Regions from separate parts of the Homo sapiens genome. Here region 1 is linked to region 2. Evidence: read pairs that join two places in POLR2A ChIA-PET (ENCODE). Cell type or tissue: OCI-LY7. All regions are shown on one strand. Each heading gives the region's core, and the rest is flanking DNA. Links, peaks and the distances in the headings are about the cores only.

The links. ChIA-PET counts read pairs that join two places held together with the same protein. Peaks named below come from ENCODE experiments on the same cell type or tissue, not always from the same donor. Only the 100,000 strongest peaks of a DNase experiment are listed, where the experiment ranks them.
Region 1: POLR2A ChIA-PET joins it to region 2 with 6 read pairs; 2 of 35 experiments call an interaction of 5 or more read pairs at or near these places.

Annotation. Positions count from the first base shown.
Region 1 is chr14:102,562,885-102,572,804 of GRCh38, reverse strand. No RefSeq gene overlaps it. Among named protein-coding and RNA genes, the nearest start is that of LINC02323, 23 kb to the right of the region's middle. RefSeq lists an enhancer at 2,250-2,819. In OCI-LY7, for the core only: no CTCF peak of the experiment used is centred there; a DNase peak (open chromatin) is centred at 4,504; H3K4me3 peaks cover 765 bases; H3K27ac peaks cover 633 bases.
Region 2 is chr14:102,909,348-102,919,267 of GRCh38, reverse strand. It overlaps TRAF3 (TNF receptor associated factor 3), which reads right to left. Exons shown (of 12, transcript NM_145725.3): 12 at 7,768-9,920. Among named protein-coding and RNA genes, the nearest start is that of AMN, 8.4 kb to the left of the region's middle. RefSeq lists enhancers at 2,419-2,558, 4,153-4,653, 4,997-5,586, 5,587-6,176 and a silencer at 4,496-4,545. In OCI-LY7, for the core only: no CTCF peak of the experiment used is centred there; a DNase peak (open chromatin) is centred at 4,707.

The DNA of each region.
Region 1 (9,920 bases), core at 2,918-6,917, 350 kb after region 2:
TCCAGCTACTCAGATGGCTGAGGTGGGAGGAATGCTTGAGCCTGGGAGGCAGGGCTGCAGTGAGCTGTGACCGTGTCCCCGCACTACAGCCTGGGTGACAGAGTGAGACTGTGTCTCAAAAAAAAAAAAAAAAAAAAAGTCTGGGCACAGTGGTTCACTCCTCTCCTGTAATCCTAGCACTTTGGGAGGTTGAGGTGAGATCACTTGAGCCCAGGAGTTCCAGACCAGCAGGAGGCTGAGGTGGGAGGATTGTCTGAATCAAGGAAGCTGAGGCTGTAGCTTGCCATGATCACACCACTGCACTCCAGCCTCGGTAACAGTGAGACCTTGTCTCAAAACAAACAGACAAAAACAAACTGGCCAGGCACAGTGGCTCACGCCTGTAATCCCAGCACTTTGGGAGACCGAGGGGTGGATCACAAGGTCAGGAGATCGAGACCATCCTGGCTAACATGGTGAAGCCCCGTCTCTACTAAAAATACAAAAAACAAGGCCGAGCACAGTGGCTCACGCCTGTAATCCCAGCACTTTGGGAGGCTGAGGCGGGCAGATCACGAGGTCAGGAGTTCGAGACCAGCCTGGCCAATGCGGTGAAACCCCGTCTCTACTAAAAAATACAAAAATTATCTGGGCATGGTGGTGGGTGCCTATAATCCCAGCTACTCAGGAGGCTGAGGCAGGAGAATCACTTGAAACCAGAAGGTAGAGGTTGCAGCGAGCTGAGATCACGCCACTGCACTGTAACCTAGGAGCAAAAGCGAAACTCTCTCAAAAAAAAAAATACAAAAAACATTAGCCGGGCATGGTGGCACGCGCCCGCCCAGCTACTCGGGAGGCTGAGGAGGGGGAATCACTTGAACCCGGGAGGTGGAGGTTGCAGTGAGCTGAGATGACGCCACTGTACTCCAGCCTGGGCGGCAGAGTGAGACCCCGTCTCAAAAATAAATAAATAAATAAATAAATAAATAAATAAATAAAACAAGAAAACACATGCCCACAATTCACACAAAAATATATACACAAATGTTCATAGCTGCATTCATAACAGCCAAAAAGTAGAAACAACTTATGATCCATCAGCTGATGAATGATTAAACAAAATGTGGTATATGGATACAATTGGAACACTATTCAGCTATGAAAAGTAATGAAGGGCAATATGGATAAATCTTGAAAACATTATGCTAAAAAATATAATTGCTAAGCTGGCCTCCATTAAAAATAACCCCCGCAAATCAATCAATCAATCAATAAAAACTGCTCTGCAAAAGATAATATCAAGATGGCAGAGAAGGAAACATCAGGAAATGGTCTTCCTGCCTAAACAATTACACTGGCAGAATCTGCCTGATGTGACTATTTTGAAACTCTGGAGTCTACTGAAGGCTTGTAACTTCCAGGGGAAGGCTTGGATGGTAAAGTGCAGTTAATTTTGCTCAATTTCAGCTCTTAGCAGTTTGGCAGCTACCCATTTCCCAGCCCAGCCTGCAAAGCAGGCAGTAGATGCAGGTGGTCCTGGACCGGCTTGCACACAGCTTGCAGGAGCCAGAGTGGGCAAATGCAGCCTGTCCTCCAGATAACAGGCATCTGTGCTGTGATAACTGACTGCTGCCTGTGGGGTTAGGATATATATTTGTGCACAGATCCTGGTTGATAACTCCTAAAGACCTTGTTATAGTCTCTTTTCAAATTTTTTTGAGACAGAGTCTGGCTCTGTCCAACAGGCTGGAGTGCAGTCGCAGAATGGGTCACTGCAATCTCTGCCTCCCAGGCTCAAGCGATTGATCCTCCCACCTCAGCCTCCTGAGTAGCTGAAACTACAGGTACATGCCACCACACCTGGCTACTGTTTGTATTTTTTGTAGCTACAGGGTCTCACTTTATTGCCCAGGCTGGTCTTGAATTCCGGGATTCCGGGATTCAAGTGATCCACCTGACTCGTTGTCTCAAAGCGTTGGGATTACAGGCCGTGAGCTACTGAGACTGGCCTTTTATTTATTTATTTATTTATTTATTTATTTATTTATTTATTTTAAATTTGAGATGAGATCTCCCTATCTTGCCTAGGCTGGTCTCGAACTGCTGGGCTGAGGGATTCTCCCTCAGTGCTAGGGTTACAAGCATGAGACACTGCAAAGTCCAGTCTTTTCATACAACGCTGGGAGTGTTCAGCCTCAAGGACAGACCTCTGACCTTCTCCTTCCCTCCTTTCATCTGCCCCAAGGCAGGACTTTAATCCTCCCCACCTTTCTCATTGTGAGGCTTTGGACCCTCCCCAGAGAGGCCCTATACCCTGGGGGAAGGAATGCTGAACTCTGAAGCTTCCATATGCTAACACTTTGGGAGGCCAGGTGGGGCAGATCACTTGAGGCCAGGAGCCTGGCTAACATACCAAAACCTTGTCTCTACTAAAAATACAAAAATAAGGCGGGGCATGATGGCTCACGCTTGTAATCCCAGCACTTTGGGAGGCCAAGGTGGGCACGTCACGAGGTCAAGAGATCGAAACCATCCTGGCCAAAATGGTGAAACCCCGTCTCTACTAAAAATACAAAAATTAGCTGGGCATGGTGGTGCACACCTGTAGTCCCAGCTACTCGGGAGGCTGAGGCCGGAGAATCTCTTGAACCCAGGAGGTGGAGGTTGCAGTGAGCCGAGATCGCGCCATTGCGCTCCAGCCTGGGTGACAGAGCGAGACTCCGTCTCAAAAAAAAAAAAAAAAATAAGAGGGGCGTGGTGGTGTGCACCTATAATCCCAGCTACTCAGGTGGCTGAGGCAGGAGAATCGCTTGAGCCTGGGAGGCTGAGGTTGCAGTAAGCCGAGATCGGGCCACTGTTATCCACTATGGGTGACAGAGCCAGACCGTGTCTCAAAAACAAACGGCCAGGCGCGGTGGCTCATGCCTGTAATCCCAGCACTTTGGGAGGCAGAGGTGGGCGGATCACCAGGTCAGGAGTTCGAGACCAGCCTGGCCAACATGGTGAAACCCCGTCTCTACTAAAAATACAAAAAAAATTAGCTGGGCATAGTGGTGTGCGCCTATAGTGCCAGCTACTCAGGAGGCTGAGGCAGGAGAATCGCTTGAAACAGGGAGGCAGAGGTTGCAGTGAGCCAAGATCGCACCATTGCACTCCAGCCTGGGCGACAGAGTGAGACTCCGTCTCAAAAAAAAATAAAAATTAAAATTAAAAAAACCCTAAGGACAAGATTCACAGAACTTCAACCCCTGGGGTAGGGCATGGAAGTGCCATACGTGTTCCCTATAGCTGTATTTATAGTTCTATAGCTATAGCTCTCTTTATCTGTATCCTCCTTTGTAATATGTATGAGGCTTGACTCTGAGACCTAACACACTCAACAGTCTTTTTTTTTTTTTTTTGAGACAGAGTCTCACTCTGCTGCCCAGGCTGGAGTCCAATGGCATGGCCCGATCTCGGCTCACTGCAACCTCTGCCTCCTGGGTTCAAGTGATTCTTCTGCCTCAGCCTCCCCAGTAGCTGGGAGTACAGGCACACGCCACCATGCCTGACTAATTTTGTGTTTTTAGTAGAGATGGGGTTTCACCGTGTTGGCCAGGCTGCTCTTGAACTCCTGACCTTAGATAATGATCCGCCTGCCTCGGCCTCCCAAAGTGCTGGGATTACAGGCATGAGCCACCACGCCTGGCCCATTCTTTTATTTTTGAGACAGGGTCTGGCTGTATCGCCCGGGCTGGAGTGTAGTGGCTCGATCTCAGCTCACTGAAGCCTCCACCTCCCAGACTCAAGTGATCCTCCAGCCTCGGCCTCCCGAGTAGCTGGGATTAGAGGAGTGCACCACCACGCCGTGCCAGTTTTTGTATTTTTTGTAGAGACCGTGTTTTTCCAAGTTGCCCAGGCTGTCTCGAACTCCTGAGGTCAAGCAATCCACCAGCCTAGGCTTCCCAAAGTGCTGGAATTACAGGCATGAGCCACTGCGCCTGGCCACACCCAACATTCTATCCAAAGACTGTAACAAGGGCTATGGGAACTAAGAGCCAGGAACCAAGGATGAAACCCAAAATATATATATAACACCACAGATGTCTCCATCTGTATCCATTACAATGAACCAGTAAATGTAAGGAAGTGTGTCTTCGTGTTCTGTGAGCTGCCCCAGTAAATTAACAGAACCCAAAGAGGGGGATGTGGGAACCCCAACTTGAAGCTTGTAGGTCACAAGTTCCAGGGGCCCCAACGTGGGACTGGTGTGTGGGGCTGTGACGGGGGAGGCTTGGGGAGTGCGCCCTCACTCCATGGGATCTGATGCTATCTCCAGTTAGCCTCAGAACTGGACTAGGGGACGCTCAACTGGCTCTTCTGCTTGGTGTATGGGGAAAACTCCACAAATTTGGCCACAGAAGCTTTCTTCTGTGTTGATGATTGTGGTGGTGGTATGAGAGGAGAGGACAAACAGGGTTTGAGAGACTTTCCGGAAACACTGCTTCAGATCCTGGAGGTGCAGAGGAAGAGGCAAGAAGCCACGGAGGTTGTGCTCCTCCCCAACTGGGGTAGGCTCCTCCCCTTCCAACTCAAGCCACCACCAGGTGATTTAAAGGGCCAGTGCCCTGCCCCCACTACTTTTTTTTCCTTTTTGGGAGCCAGACATTAAAGATCAGAACATTCGGCCAGGCACTATGACTCACACCTATAATACCAGCACTTTGGGAGGCCAAGGGAGATGGATCACCTGAGACCAGGAGTTCAACAGCCTCCTGGCTAACATGGTGAAACCCCCGTCTCTACTAAAAATACAAAAATTAGCCAGGAGTGGTGGTAGGCGCCTGTAATCCCAGTTACTAGAGAGGGTGAGGCAGGAGAATTGCTGCAACCTGGGAGGTGGAGGTTGCAGTGAACCGAGATTGCGCCACTGCACTCCAGCCTGGGACACAAAGCGAGACCTTGTCTCCAAAACAACAAAAAAAAAAGATTAGAAACTCAAAAAAAAACTGCACATACAAGGAAAATTAGAAAGTGACTGCGCAGTGCATGGCCAGAGAAAGGCACAGACTCAGAAAAGCTAGAGGGTTCATTAAGATGGTATTTCAGGCTGATCTTTGGCACAGAGACAGCTTACAAAAACAATAAACACAAATGCAAACAAACAAAAACAATAACAAAAAACTCCATGGAGCCCGTCGGGTGGCTCACGCCTGTAATCTCAGCACTGTGGGAGGCTGAGGTGGGCGGATCTGCAGGATCACCTGAGGTCGGGAGTTTGAGACCAGCCTGGCCAACGTGGAGAAACCCCATCTCTACTAAAAATACAAAATTAGCCAGATGTGGTGGCGCATGCCTGTAATCCCAGCTACTTGGGAGGCTGAGGCAGGAGAATGGCTTGAACCCGGGAGGCGGAGGCTGTGGTGAGCTGAGATCATGCCACTGCACTCCAGCCTGGGCAACAAGAGTGAAACTCCATCTCAAAAAAACAAAAAACAAAAAAACAAAAACAAAAACAAAAAACCATGGAGAAAGACAAGAATCGGCCGGGCGAAGTGGCTCATGCCTGTAATCCCAGCACTTTGGGAGGCCGAGGCAGGCAGATCACGAGGTCAGGAGTTCGAGCTACTTGAGAGACTGAGGTGAGATGGTGGCTTGAGCCCAGAAAACAGGGGTTGCAGTGAGCTGAGATTGCGCCACTGCACTCCAGCCTGGGCAATAGAGCCAAACCCACCAAACCCTGTCCCAAAAAAGAAAAAAATAAATAAATTTACAAATTAGCTGTACATGGTGGTACACAGCTGTAATCCCAGCTTCTCAGAAGGCTGAGGTAGGAAAATCACTGGAGTCCAGGAATTTGAGGCAGCAGTGAGCTATGATCACGTCACTGCACCCTAGCCTGGGTGACAGAGGGAACCCTGTCTCATAAGAAAAAAAAAAAACAAACAGGCTGGGCACAGTGGCTCACGCCTGTAATCCCAGCACTTTGGGAGGCCGAGGCAGGCGGATCACGAGGTCAGGAAATTGAGACCATCTTGGCTAACACAGTGAAACCCTGTCTCTATTAAAAATACAAAAAAAAAGAAAATTAGCCTGGCGTGGTGGCAGGCGCCTGTAGTCCCAGCTACTTGGGAGGCTGAGACAGGAGAATGGCATGAACCCTGGAGGTGGAGCTTGCAGTGAGCCGAGATCACCCACTGCACTCCAGCCTGGGCAACAGAGCGAGACTCTGTCTCAAAAAAGAAAAGAAAAAAAACAACAAAAAAAGAAAATTTCGCTAAAAGGATTCGAAGGTAGATTCGAGGAGGCAGAAGAATCAGTGAACTTGAAGAAAGGACAGTGGGGCTGGGCATAGTGGCTCATGCCTGTAATCCCAGAACTTTGGGAGGCCAAGGCGGGTGGATCACTTGAGGCCAGGAATTTGAGACCAGCCTGGTTAACATGGTGAAACCCCGTCTCTATTACAAATATAAAAATTAGCTGGGCGTGGTGATGGGCGCCTATAATCCCAGCTACTCAAGAGGCTGCGGCAGGAGAATCGCTTGAACCTGGGAGGCGGAGTTTGCAGTGAGCTGAGATCTCAACACTGCACTCCAGCCTGGGCAACAGGGTGAGACTCCATCTCAAAAAAAAAATTAGCCAGGCTTGGTGGCACAGGCCCCACCTACTTGAGGGGCCTAGGTGGATGATCATTTGAGCCTGGGAGGTCAAGGCTACAGTGAGCTGTGGTCACACCTCTGCACTCCAGCGTAGGCAACAGAGCGGGAAACTGTATCTCAAAAACAAAACAAAACAAAAAATTTTTAAAAAGTCACAAGAGACATAGGACATTATATAGTAACAAAAGGTTTAACACCGCAAGAAAATATAACAATTCTATACATTTATGGACTGTGATGACTATTTTTAGGTGTCAATTTGACTGGATTAAGGGATTTCTAAATAGCTGATAAAGTATCATTTCTGGGTCTGTCTGTGATAGTATTTCCCCAGAAACTAGAGGAGGTTGGTAGTGAGTCAGTGGACTGAGTGGGGAAGATCTATCTACCTTCGATACAGGGTCGGGAGAGGGCACCATCCAATTGTCTGAAGGCCAGATGGGACCAGAGATGGATGACGGGTGTATTAGTCCATTCTCACTGCTATAAAGAAATACCTGAGACTGGGTAATTTATAAAGGAAAGAAGTGTAATTGATTCACAGTTCCGCCTGGCTGGGAAGCCACAGGAAACTTACAGTCATAGTGGAAGGCAAAGGGGAAGGAAGCTTGGACCTTCTCACATGGCGGCAAGAGAGAGAGGAGTGAGGAGCAAAGGGGGAAGAGCCCCTTGTGAAACCGTCACCTCTCATTAGAACTCACTCACTATCTTTTTTTTTTTTTTTGAGACGGAGGCTTGCTCTTTTGCCCAGGCTGGAGTGAAGTGGTGCAATCTCGGCTCACTGCAACCTCCGCCCTCCCCCGTGTTCAAGCTATTCTCCTGCCTCAGCCTACCAAGTAGCTGGGATTACAGGCACCCACCACCAAGCTTGGCTAACTTTCCTATTTTTAGTAGAGATGGGGTTTTGCCATGTTGGCTAGACTGATCTCAAACTCCTGACCTCAGGAGATCCACCCACCTCGGCCTCCCAAAGTGCTGGGATTACAGGTGTGAGCCACTGTGCCCAATCATCTGGGGCTAGGAGTTTGAGCCCGGCCAACATGGCAAACCCCATCTCTAATAAAAATACAAAAATTAGGCTCACGCCTGTAATCCCAGCCCTTTGGGAGGCCGAGGTGGGCAGATCACGAGGTCAGGAGTTGGAGACGAGCCTGGCCAACATGGTAAAACCCCATCTCTACTAAAAGCACAAAACATTAGCTGGGTGTGGTGGTGGGCACCTGTAATCCCAGCTACTTGGGAGTCTGAGGCAGGAGAATCACTTGAACCCGGGAGGCAGAAGTTGCAGTGAGCTGAGATTGTGCCACTCCACTCCAGCCTGGGCAACAGAGCGAGACTCCATCTCAAAAAAAAAAAAAAAAATTAGCCAGGCATGGTGGCACGCACCTGTGGTCCCAGCTACTTGGGAGGCTGAAGCAGGAGAATTGCTTGAGCCTGGGAGGCAGAAGTTGCAGTGAGCTGAGATCACACCACTGCATTCCAGCCTGGGCGAAAGAGCAAGACTGTTAAAAAAAGGATGGAAGGAAGGAAGGAAGGAAGGAAATCATTATCAGAAGGAAAACTGGAAAACTTACAAAACTCTGGAAATTAAACAACATACATCAAAGAAGAAATAACAAGGGACATTAGAAAATGTTTAGAGACAAATGAAAATAAAAACACACCCAGACATGGTGGCTCATGCCTGTAATCTCAACACTTTGGGAGGCTGAGAGGGGAGGATCACTTGAGGCCAGGAGTTTGAGACTGGCCTGGGCAATGAGGCAAGACCCTATCTCTATAAGAAATAAAGTAAAATAATAAACAACAACATAGGCGGGGTGCGGTGGCTCATGTGTGTAATCCCAGCACTTTGGGAGGCCAAGGCAAGCGGATTACAAGGTCAGGAGATCCAGACCATCCTGGTCAACATGGTGAAACTCTCTCTACTAAAAATACAAAATTAGCTGTGCGTGGTAGCACATGCCTGTAGTCTCAGCTATTTGGGAGGCTGAGAGGAAAATCGCTTGAACCTGGGAGGCAGAGGCTGCAGTGAGCCAAGATGATACCAGTGCACTCCAGCCTGGGTGAGATAAAGTGAGACTCCATCTTGAAAAAAGAAAAAAAGAAAACAAATAACTTGATTGAGAAATGGACCAAAAACCTTAACAGATTTCTCAAGAAAAGATACACAGGTGGGCATACAAGCAAACAAAAAGACGTTCCACATTATATGTCATCAGGGAAATGCAAATTAAAACAACTGTAACACCACACACCTATTAGAGTGGCCAAAATTCAGAACATTGACAACACCAAATGCTGACAAGGAAGTGGAGCAACAGGAACTCTCATTCCCTGCTGGTGGGAATGCAAAATGGTCCAGCCACTCTTGAAGACAGTTTGGCAGTTTCTTACAGAACTAAACATACTCTCACTGGGCACGGTGGCTCACGCCTGTAATCCCAGCACTTTGGGAGGCCAAGGCAGGCAGATCACGAGCTCAGGAGTTTGAGACCAGCCTGACCAACATGGTGAAACCGTGTCTCTACTAAAAATACAAAAATTAGCCAGGTCTAGTGGCCGGCACCTGTAATCCCAGCTACTCATGAGGCTGAGGCAGGAGAATTGCTTGAACCTGGGAGGCGGAGGTTGCAGGGAGCCAAGATCACACCACCGCCCTCCAGCCAGGGTGACAGAGCAAGACTCCGTCTCAAAATAAACAAACAAACAAACAAACAAAAAACTAAACATACTCTTACCATGTAGTCTAGCAACGGTGCTCCTTGGTATTCACCCAAAGGAGTGAAATATTTATGTTCACACAACCAAAGCACGTCTATTCATAACTGCCAAAACCTGGAAGCAACCAAGATGTCCTTTAGTAGTCAAATAGAGAAATAACTCTAGGCCAGGTGCGGTGGCTTATGCCTGTAATCCCAGCACTTTGGGAGGCCGAGGCGGGTGGATCACTTGAGCTCAGGAGTTTGAGACCAGCCTGGCCAACATGGCGAAACCCCATCTCTGCTAAAAATACAAAAATTAGCCAGATGTGGGGGCGCACCCCTGTAGTCCCAGCTACTCAGGAGGCTGAGGCAGGAGGATCGCTTGAACCCAGGAGGCGGAGGTTGCAGTGAGCCATGATTGTGCCACTGCACTCCAGCCTGGGCGACAGAGCGAGACTCCGTCTCAAAAACAAAACAAAACAAAACAAAAACTATTCTGCATAAAACCCTAATGGTGGAGACAAGTCATTATACATTCGCCCGAACGCGTGAAGCATCCGGCAGGAAGAGGGAACCCTCATGGAAACCCTGGACTTCC
Region 2 (9,920 bases), core at 2,398-6,397:
GCCGAATTGCTTCAACCTGGGAGGCAGAGGTTGCAGTGAGCCGAGATTGTGCCACTCCACTCCAGCCTGGGCGACAGAGTGAGACTCTATTAAAAAAAAAAAAAAAAAAAAAAAAAAAAAGAGTAGATAGTTGATTGTGGATGGTGAATGGGTAAGTGTATGGATGGCAGCTCACAGATGGTGAATGTTATTGGTGGATGGATGGATAGAAGAGTGATTATGGAAGGATGGTTGATGGATGGTAGATGGTAGTTGAATAAAGGAGAACGAGGGAAAGGGCGGACGGTGGCAAAATGAATCATGGTTGCATAGTGGATGGTTGATGGGTGAAAGAGAAATCGTAGCTGTTGAACAGATGTGTATGTATGGATAGTTGTTGCAATGCACGGTGGGTGAGAAAAAGTTGTGGATTTTGGATGTAGATGGATGGTGGACAAGACCAAATGGTGGAGGGATGGATTGATGGTGGATGAATAATGGTGAATGAATTTTAGATGATGTGTGAATGGATAGTAGTAAGTAGAGAGACAGTAGGTAGATGGATAAGAGTACAGGAGTTACTGGATATAAATCAATGGGTGGGTGGACAGAGCATGGTGGATAAATTGTGAATGAATGTGCGCTAGGTGATGGATGGATGATTGATGGGGGTTGGGGGAATGGGTCTGCAGTGCATGCTTGGATCTGCATCATGCACGTTGGAATGGCTGGGTGGTGAGTGAATGGAGGATGGATTTGTGGGTGTTGGGAAGCAGAGAGGTAGAAAGATGAACAGCAAATGGATTGTGCATGATGTTTGGATGATTTGATGATGGGGAGATGAGTTTCTGGGAGGGTGGTGAATTGGTCATTAGGGGATTACTGGTGGAGAGATGGATGGTGTGCCTTGTGGATTGGGGAGACACTGGTTGTAGCTGATGGAAGGGGGAGAATGGTGGATGGTTACACTGGGTTCCAATGGCAGGATGGTGGATGAGTGACTAGGGAAGGGTGCAGGAAGGATGGTGGAGGTGGGTATGTAGGCAGAGGACTGAAGGTGAAAGGGAAACTACTCAGTCTTGGAGACTTCCAGGGCCTTCCACCCTCCAGGCCATCCTGCTGTTTCCTGCACCCCCACCCCTCATCTGCAGACTCTGCCATGAGCACCCCTTTGCTTGGCCTGGTATTTGCTTCTTTCATGAGTGATATGCTGCATCCGGGGAGGAAGGAGCCGCCACTGGGGGGAGCTCTGCCTCTTTTTGTGTCCCGGGTGGGCGCCTTGCCTCGACATCTCTGATGCCACCAGCATTGCCCCTTACCTTGGAGGGATCGCCTTGAGCAGAGGTCCCTGCGCTCAGTGGCTCTGTGGTGCTGGCCCAGCCTAGGACGGGGAGGGTGGGTCCTCACGGTCCTGGAGTTTGGCTGCCCCTTGCTGGACTCACATGTCCTCAACCAGGAACAAACAGGATACTTGGGGGTCACAACTGTTTTGCCCCTTGTCTTGCTTCTCAGTGGGAAGGAGGCAGTTTGACTGACAGGGCTGCGTTGGGCTTCACCCCTGAGTGTCTGGCTCTGCCCCCCATCCCCACCGCCACCATAAATGCAGAGGGCCAGGTGAGGCTCAGCAAACTTCACCCCTGGTGCTCAGGGCCACAGCCAGGACTGAAAGGGCCCAGAGGCTGGGGCTCCCTCTCCTGATGGTGGGGCCTCAGGGGAGTCCAGAGTGCTGGACGGCCAGGACTTGGGGCAGCAATGGAGCCTCTTTGACTACTGCTGCTCCACCTGGGCAGGCCATTCCTAGATTGTGCTGTGTGGAGAGGGTAGTGAGGCCACTTGGCTTCCTGGTCAGGGGAGGCTTCCTGAAAAAGGTGGCATTAAAATGAGACAGGAAGGATGAGATCACAGCTGCAGCCACAGTGAGGAGGTTGAATTGAAGGTGGCAGACCATAGGGGGCTGGGGCTGGCTGGGTGGGGTATTGGGATCCATCTCTCTTGCCCTGAGTGGCCTCTGGAGGTGGGTCCAGCAGTCAGAGGGTGGCCCAGCGAGCTCACATGAGGCAGCAGATAGGCACCAGGGCGCTGGGCAGACAAGCGGTACCAGAACCACTCACATGCAAAGATGTGAGCTGAGGAATGGCTGCGACCGCACTGCAGGTGCCATGTGTGCACAGAAAGCCCTTGAGCATATGCACAGGTGCCCCCGGCCCTCAGGCACACATGAGGGCACAAACTTGCAAATGGCTCAGAACCTCAGCAGGGACGTGGAGAAATGCAAAGCCCCGGAGTTTCCTCCAGTAAGAAGAACCTCTCACGGCCCAACTGCTTCAGCGCAGGCTTCAGCATCTAGAGGCTGTCTCAGTCTCTTGGTCCCTGTGTCTGTCTCCGCTATGGCTGGCGGCCCTCCTGTGTTGGTTTCCGTGTGCACGGCCTTCTCCACGTGGCAGGGAAGGTGTCTTGGGAGAGTGAGACTCACCACCTCCTTGACCAGGCCATGGCAGGAGGGTCTCAGTGAGGTCTCTGATTGGTTCCTGTCTCCAACTCTGCACCAGTTCCTGTAGCCTGAGGTTGCTGTGCTCTGACTGGCCACGCTGGCTCACAGCCTCCCCTGAGGTGTGGAGGCAGCAAGAGTGACAGCCCTGCCTCCTGCACATGGCAGGGCCAGGGAAAAGGTGGGGTGGGCCTGGGACATCAGCAAGACAGGGAAAGAGCCCGCCAAGGCCTTGAGACGGGAACATGAGGGATGCTTCGAGGGAGCCAAGAACACCCGGTGCAGTGGCTCATGCCTGTGGTCCCGGCGCCGCAGAGGCTGAGGAAGAATTGCTTGAGCCCAGGAGGTTGAAGCTGCAGTGAACTGCGATTACCCCAGCCTGGGCCTCAGAGCAAGACCTCAGGTTTTTGGGGTTTTTTGTTTTTGTTTTTAAAGGAAGGTGGCTGGGCACAGTGGCTCACACCTGTAATCCCAGCACTTTGGGAGGCCAAGGCAGGCAGATCACCTGAGGTCAGGAGTTCGAGATCAGCGTGGCCAACATGGTGAAACCCCATCTCTACTAAAAATATAAAAATTAGCTGGGCGTGGTGATGGGTGCCTGTAATCCCAGCTACTTGGGAGGCTGAGGCAGGAGATTTGTTGGAACCCAGGAGGCAGAGGTTGCAGGGAGCTGAGCTTGCGCCACAGCACTCCAGCCTGGGCGAGAGAGCAAGATCTGTCTCACAAAAAAAGGAAGGCAAGAGGCAGGAGAGGAGGGAAGAGAGTGCAGGTGAGGCCAGGAGGCTTGCTGAGAGCAGCTGTTGCTGGGTGGGTTGGATACAACTCAGAGGGAAGCCCAGGAGGGTATGGACCAGGGGTCTCCACCTAGCTTGGATGGGGCTGGGCCTGCTGTCTGCTGGGGTGGGGGACAGGCAGAGCCCCCCTGGTGGCATCTAGCGGTGGTCGGACCAGTCCTGGGCGCTGTCTAGGACTCAAATGCCATATGACACTGCAATTCACTTCGCCTCCATTCGTCACCTGCAGAGCAAGGGTGGCAGCGCCCATCTCACAGGGCGCAGGGACCCAGTGCCCCTTCAGGCTGCAGCCCTGGCCTGGGGGTTGGGGGGTAGGGAAGCAGGAGCACCAGGAGACGAGAGCTCAGCCCCGGAGGAACCGTTGGTCCCTTCTCCATCCATGGACAATGGGAGGAAGGAGGAGGACATCAGGGTGTTGGGGAGCTGAGGGTCTCGGGAGCACCAGCTAGGAAGCTGCCCCTGAGTGACTTGCTTCAACCCCACCCCAGATGGGGAGGGCTCTGCAAGACTTGGACCAGGGGCCAGCCACTGTCCCGCCTCCACCTCCACTCCTCCTTCCGCACGGAGGGTTAATCTGCCCCTGCCCCTGCGCTGTATGGAGGGAAATGTTGTCAGGTGTTCACCGGCCTCCGGGTCAAGAGGAGCCGCTGCTGGCAGTCAGGGTCACTGACTTGGTACTCAAAAACCCTTACTGTCCCTCCTTGGGCAGAGTCCCCGCAAGGCTGGCTGGACCAGGACGTGAGTGGATGTGACCCGGGCTATGTATGTGGAGCCCGGGCACAGCTGATGGAGAGCAGTCACCCGGCACGAGGTGACCAGCGAGAGCTGCGCCAAGCAGGCCGCCCGAGATGGAGCTGGGCCCACGGGTGCTGAGGAACGGCTGGGACCACACTGCAGGTGCCATGTGTGCACAGAAGGCCCTTGACCATATGCACAGGTGCCCCCGGCCCTCAAGCACACATGGGGACACATGCTTGCAAACGGCTCAACCCTCAGCAGGGAGTCGGAGAGCTGTGGAGCCCCAAGTGCCACAGGGGCCAGGGAAGTGGCGGGAGCCAAGTGCCTGTGGGTGCCGGGAGTCCTCCGAGCCGAATGGCTGCAGGCCAGGGTGCAAGGCCCAGCCCGGGAGGGCACAGCCGCCTTCCCCAAGGTCCAAGGTCCCTTGCAGGGGTTTTTCCTGTGGGCGATGTCCTGTCCATGTCGAGTGCTTTCCATGTGGCCTCTCGGGTGGACGCCAGCATCATCTCCCTTTGACATGAAGCAGAGGTGCTGGGTATGCACTCATGTGAGCTGTGCCCCTGGCTCCTAGACCCCTCCCAGCAGGTGCCAGCCCTCTTCCTGCCCTGTGCCCAGATCTGGGCCCCTTTGGCTCCCTGGGGTCTGGGCAGGGGGTTCTGAGCTCTGCCCTGCGAGGCTGACCCTGGGGCCTGGGGGTCCCTGGGGACTGAGCCCATTCAAAGCTGTGGTCTGAGTGGAGGAAGTGGGTTGGGATGGCCCCACAGGTGTCTTTCCCCTCCACCTTTAACTTCTAATCGAGTAACTCCGGCACAGGACCGAGTCCCCCAAGCGGCACTGAGGCATTTATTTGAAGGACACAGACCCCAGGCCTGGCCTCCAGCCTCCAAGTCACCTGTGGCTGCAGGGTCAAGGCAGAGGCTTTAAGGATGACCTTGAAAATTAAAAAACTAAGACAAAAAGCATAGGCGGCGCGGACACCTCCCCTGCACAGCACTTTGGTTCTTCTGGTCTTTTAACAAGAAATGGTTGATTTTAGGGTTAGATTATGCAACTACTCATTTTCAGAAAACAGAAAACCCCCTGGACTTCAATTCAGAATCTGATTTCTAGGCTTCCACCCATGTGGTTCCACTGGTGTCCTGCAGGGCTTGTGAGCGGGTCCGAGTGCCGCTGTCTCCCACAGGACTGCAGGGCAGTGTGAGCCGGGTGTGCCGCCTGATCCAGCCCAGCAGCCGAGCCCCAGCCTCCGCCCCAGGCCTTGCTTTCCTTACCAGAACTCGAGATTACCGGCCTCTCACCAAGTACGGTTGCGCTTTCAGTCCAGACTCTTCCCTGGTTTGGATGCTGGGTTGACTCTTGGGCGTGGGGGCTGCTGCAGTGCAGAGTCAGGGCCACGGAGGGCTCTGAGCGTGTGCCTCCCTGCTCTGCACCGCTCCCCTTCCGGCATCACTCATCTGGGCCAGAACAGAGCAGCCCCCTGAGCTGAGGGGAGGCAGGCGAGGGCCACGGCCTCCTCCTTCCCTAGGCCTAGACTGTGACACCCCTGGTTCCCAATTCCCTGCAAGATCTGGGCTGCCCCACAGCAGGACGGAGCCAGGTGATGGCCCGGTGTGCACCTGAGGGCTGGACTCAGTCCCTCCAACCCCCTTGAGGTCTGGACGTCAGGCTGGGGGCAGGGAGTCCCTGCCCAATGCCCTGGGGGGAGCAGCTCAGAAGCTCCCCTTCCTCCCCCCCGCCGTTTCTTGCTGCATGATCTGAGGCCAGCTCTGCAGATGTCCCCACCAGCACCCTCAGCCCAGGCCAGTCCAGCAGGTCTTGGGGTTTGCCGCCCATCTCCTCTCCTGTAGGACTCCCAGGAGGGTGCAAGAATCCAGGCCGGGGGTGGCTCACGCCTGTAATCCCAGCACTTTGGGAGACCGAGGCGGGGGGATCACTTGAGCTCAGGAGTTCCGGACCACCCCGGGCAACATGGCGAAACCGTCTCTATTAAAAATACAAAAATTAGCCTGGCATGGTGGCATGCGCCTGTGGTCCCAGCAACTCAGGAGACTGAGGTGGGAGGATCACTTGAGCCTGAGAGGTTGAGGCTGCAGTGAGCTGAGATCACACCACTGCACTCCAACCTGGGTGACAGAGAGAGACCCCAGCTCAAAAAAAAAAAAAAAAGGGAGGCCAAGGCACGCGGATCACCTGTGTTCGGGAGTTTGACCAACAGGTAGAAACCCCGTCTCTACTAAAAGTACAAAAAATTGGCCAGGCGTGGTGGCGCATGCCTGTAATCCCAGCTACTTGGGAGGCTGAGGCAGGAGAGTTGCTTGAACCCAGGAGGCAGAGGTTGTGGTGAGCCAAGATTGCGCCACTGCACTCCAGCCTGGGTGACAAGTGAAACTCCGTCTCCAAAAAAAAAAAAGGAATCCAGTTTCTGCAATCCCTCAAGCCTCCAGCTGACATTCCCCATTCATCGGCACATCGCGCTGGCTGTCCTCGCCATCCCACCCCCGGCCCAGCTCACACTTGCGGTCAGCGGTGACAACTGCACACTGCCTGGTCTCCATAGGTGTCCCGGTGTCCTCAAGGCTGCGGCAGGACCCTGGGCTTGAGCGCCCAGGGAGATGGATGGAGCGCAGGCCCCCACCACAGGGGTGTGAGGATTTGGGATCCCCCAGACGGAAGGACCAGCAAGGCTGTGTCCTGGGGCAGCTCCCGGGAGCCAAGGTACCACAGGCTCCCCATCGTGTGTGGGGTGGAGGCTGCCAGTCCCAGGATTCCAGCGCCCCACTACTGCCACCAGCCAGGGCACGGCAGGGGTGGTGTGGGCCCGCAGAGAGGGCGGGGCTGGTGCTGCGCTGGCAAGGGACCCTCAGGAGAGGCCCTGAGACCCTGAGGGAGGACCCTGGGGTGCTGCTCCTAGGTCCACTCCTCCCTGCTCAGTGGGCCACACGTGGGGACCGATGGCATCTGTTCTGGATGTGGCCCCATGCAGTGCCTTGAAGGATGGGGAGGGACTGAGCAGGGCGCTGTGGTGGCTGCAGGGGACCCTGGGAGTGGCAGGACAGTGGGGGAGGGCTGAGCGGTTCTCCCCATCTGATAATTTTGGGGGAGATGCAGGGCTTCCTGCTACCAGGCCTGACCCAAACAACTTCCTGGAGAAATGGAAGGCAGGCCATGGTGGCGGTGACAGCCCAGGAGCCCTTAACTGCCACGAGCAGCTGCCAGAAGGACACTGCCCAGACCCTGCAGCCGCCTGCACATCAGCACTGGTGTCACTCCTCATTAACCACCTTGTTTCGGCGTGGAAGGAGGTGCTGTCCTTCCAACGGACAGAGGAGGAAACTGAGGCTCGAAGATTCCAAAGTCCCACGAAGTCGTGGAGCTGAGACTGACCCCAGGCCTGTGGGTCCAGCACGCCCTTTCCACCATGCCAGATGGCGGGCACGTGTCCGGGCAGGAGGTCAGAGCTCCGCCTTATCTGCTCTGGACCAAGACACAGATTTGCGAGCCTGGCCCCTGGGATTCCCTTCAGGTTAAAGGCCGCAGGCAAAACTGTAAGCAAAGTGGAAAAGGCGACGGCAGGCCCCTCGCTGAGAATTGCAAAGTATTTCAAGACGGTGACAGAGGGCAGCAAACCAAGCACGGGCCTCTGGCCACACAGGTCTTGGCCAGGCGGCCATACTGGGCCCAGCCACTGAGAGGACAGCCCGGGGAGTCCGGCAGGAGGGAAGCCACTCACCTGGGGCCCAGCCTGCAAGAGACGGTGTGATCAGAGACTGAGACTCCATAATCAGATTTATTTTCCTCTAATAAGACAGTTTAGCATCTCCGAGTTTTGCATTCTACAGTCTTACAAACTTTAGTTATTAGCATCAGAAACACAAAAACATTGCAAGACCTCAAAACACAAATAAATACCAAATAAAACCACACATAATATACAATAAACAAAACTAGAAAACAGTAATGCTATCAGGAAGTCAGGCATGTTGCTAACTCACAGTAACAACATGATTATTGCTGGGCAATAACTCACGGTCTTTTTGTTTTTTCTTAGAAGAGCGGAAAACAGGACCCAAATCACTGGTCACAAAATCACTTGGACTGTCAAGATGTGTCTTCACAGCAAGCGGCTACTACAGACGCAACTTTTAAAACAGGCAGATTAAAAAGACAGGGTCAAATGAGAGATTGGCCTTCTTTGGTCTTTGTTTTTGGGTAACAGAACCGAACAGAGGCACCGGCAGAGAAGAGGCTGCGAATCTGCAGATGCTGTGCAGCGTCGACACTGCCCTCCACACTTCACAGACCTTCTCCTACAGGCATTTCTTACAGAAATCACCGGACATCATGCCAGCTTGTGTGTTTTCCAATTAAGTCATTGAATTTGCTGTTGGAGGGTATCTTACTTGTCTGAGGGGACTAAGTTGTCAAATCCAGTCATCACCTAATTACAGGAGCGGTACAGCGATCCTGGACTTCTAGCCTCTTTTCACGGTGAGAGTTCACAAGACAGACTAGACACAGTGCAGCAGGAGAAATGAAACGCAGGCTCTGCTTGGCCACCGGGGCCTCCTCACCCGCACACCTGCCAGCCCCGAGACGGCCGAGGCTTCACACGTCTGCCCTGCCACCGCATGTGGGGCACACCAGGATCAGGTGGAAAATGCCCTTGCAGTGAGCTGCTGGCCCCGCCTCACGCCGCCTGCTGGCCCGGCTCCCTGATGCCACCGTGCCTGTGACCATCAGCATCAGCCTGGACGAGGCAGCAATAATGACCAGGTAGCCTGCCGACACTGACCTCGCCTGGCTAGGACCCCGGTGCGCACATTCTACTTTGGAGAAAACAGAGCTACTGAGATTTGCAAACGGAAAACAGAACTATGGTCATGGGCTGAGAAGTAGATTTGGGTGACAGACCCTCATTCACCTCACAGATACAAAAGCAAGGGGGCTTCCCCCACTCTCCCTAGCTCTCCTTCTGCAGTCTAATAAGTAAAGATCTGGACTAAAATTTTTAAAAAACAGTATTTTACAGCTCTGCCAGAGCCCTTCTGACACACAAATTACCCCCAGTAGAGGGAGGAGTCTGGGAGGGCCGGGGATTGAGCAAGGGGCCCGCAAGGGGAGTCTGCACCCGCCCAATCCTGCAACGGCCCAAGGAGACAGTGGCACTGCCACCCTACTGGGGCTGTGCACAGGGTGACGGTCCTCAGGCCAATCCTCCCCGTGCAGGGGAGAAAGGAGGTGTCAGCCCAGCTGTTGGGATCAGTGTACTCCCCGGCCCTCCCTTGGGCTGACAAGGAATGACCCCGCTGCGGACAGAATGGTCGTTTAAGGACCCATCCAGACTCCCCTTCCTTTGTCCAACATCACCTCTGGCTGTAGGATGTGGGTCCACCATGCTGACTACCACCAGACGCCATCAAGCAAAAGGGGTGCTGGAATGTGACGTTGGCATGGTCGACATCCATGGGACACGTGGCCCCTGGCCCAGGGTGACTGAGGACCCTGGAGCAGGCTGACGTGGTCTGGGAGGCAGCTGGCTGTCCCAGGGGCTGTGCCTAGAACTGCATCCTCACCGAGCTGGGCCACACGGGGTCATGGGGAAGCCTCCTGCCACAGCCAGTGCAGTGGGAGCCCTGGCAGGTGGTGGGCCTGTGGGGCCCGGGCTGAGGAAGTGGCCCAAGGAGCAGGAGCCCCAGTATGCCACACCATGGCTCCCCAGCGCCACAGGCCAAGAAGGGCACGGGGATGGGGCAGGGAAGGAGAAAGGAGGGAGAGGCAGGAGAAGCTGCCTGAGCAAAGGGCTCCCCTGTTCAACTGGCTGTTGTGGCATCGAAGGGACACAGGTGCTGTCCCTCGGCAGAGACTGCTCTGGGGAGGAAGGGGTGGTGGAATGGGGCTGCAATGTGGGTCATAAGGGCCCC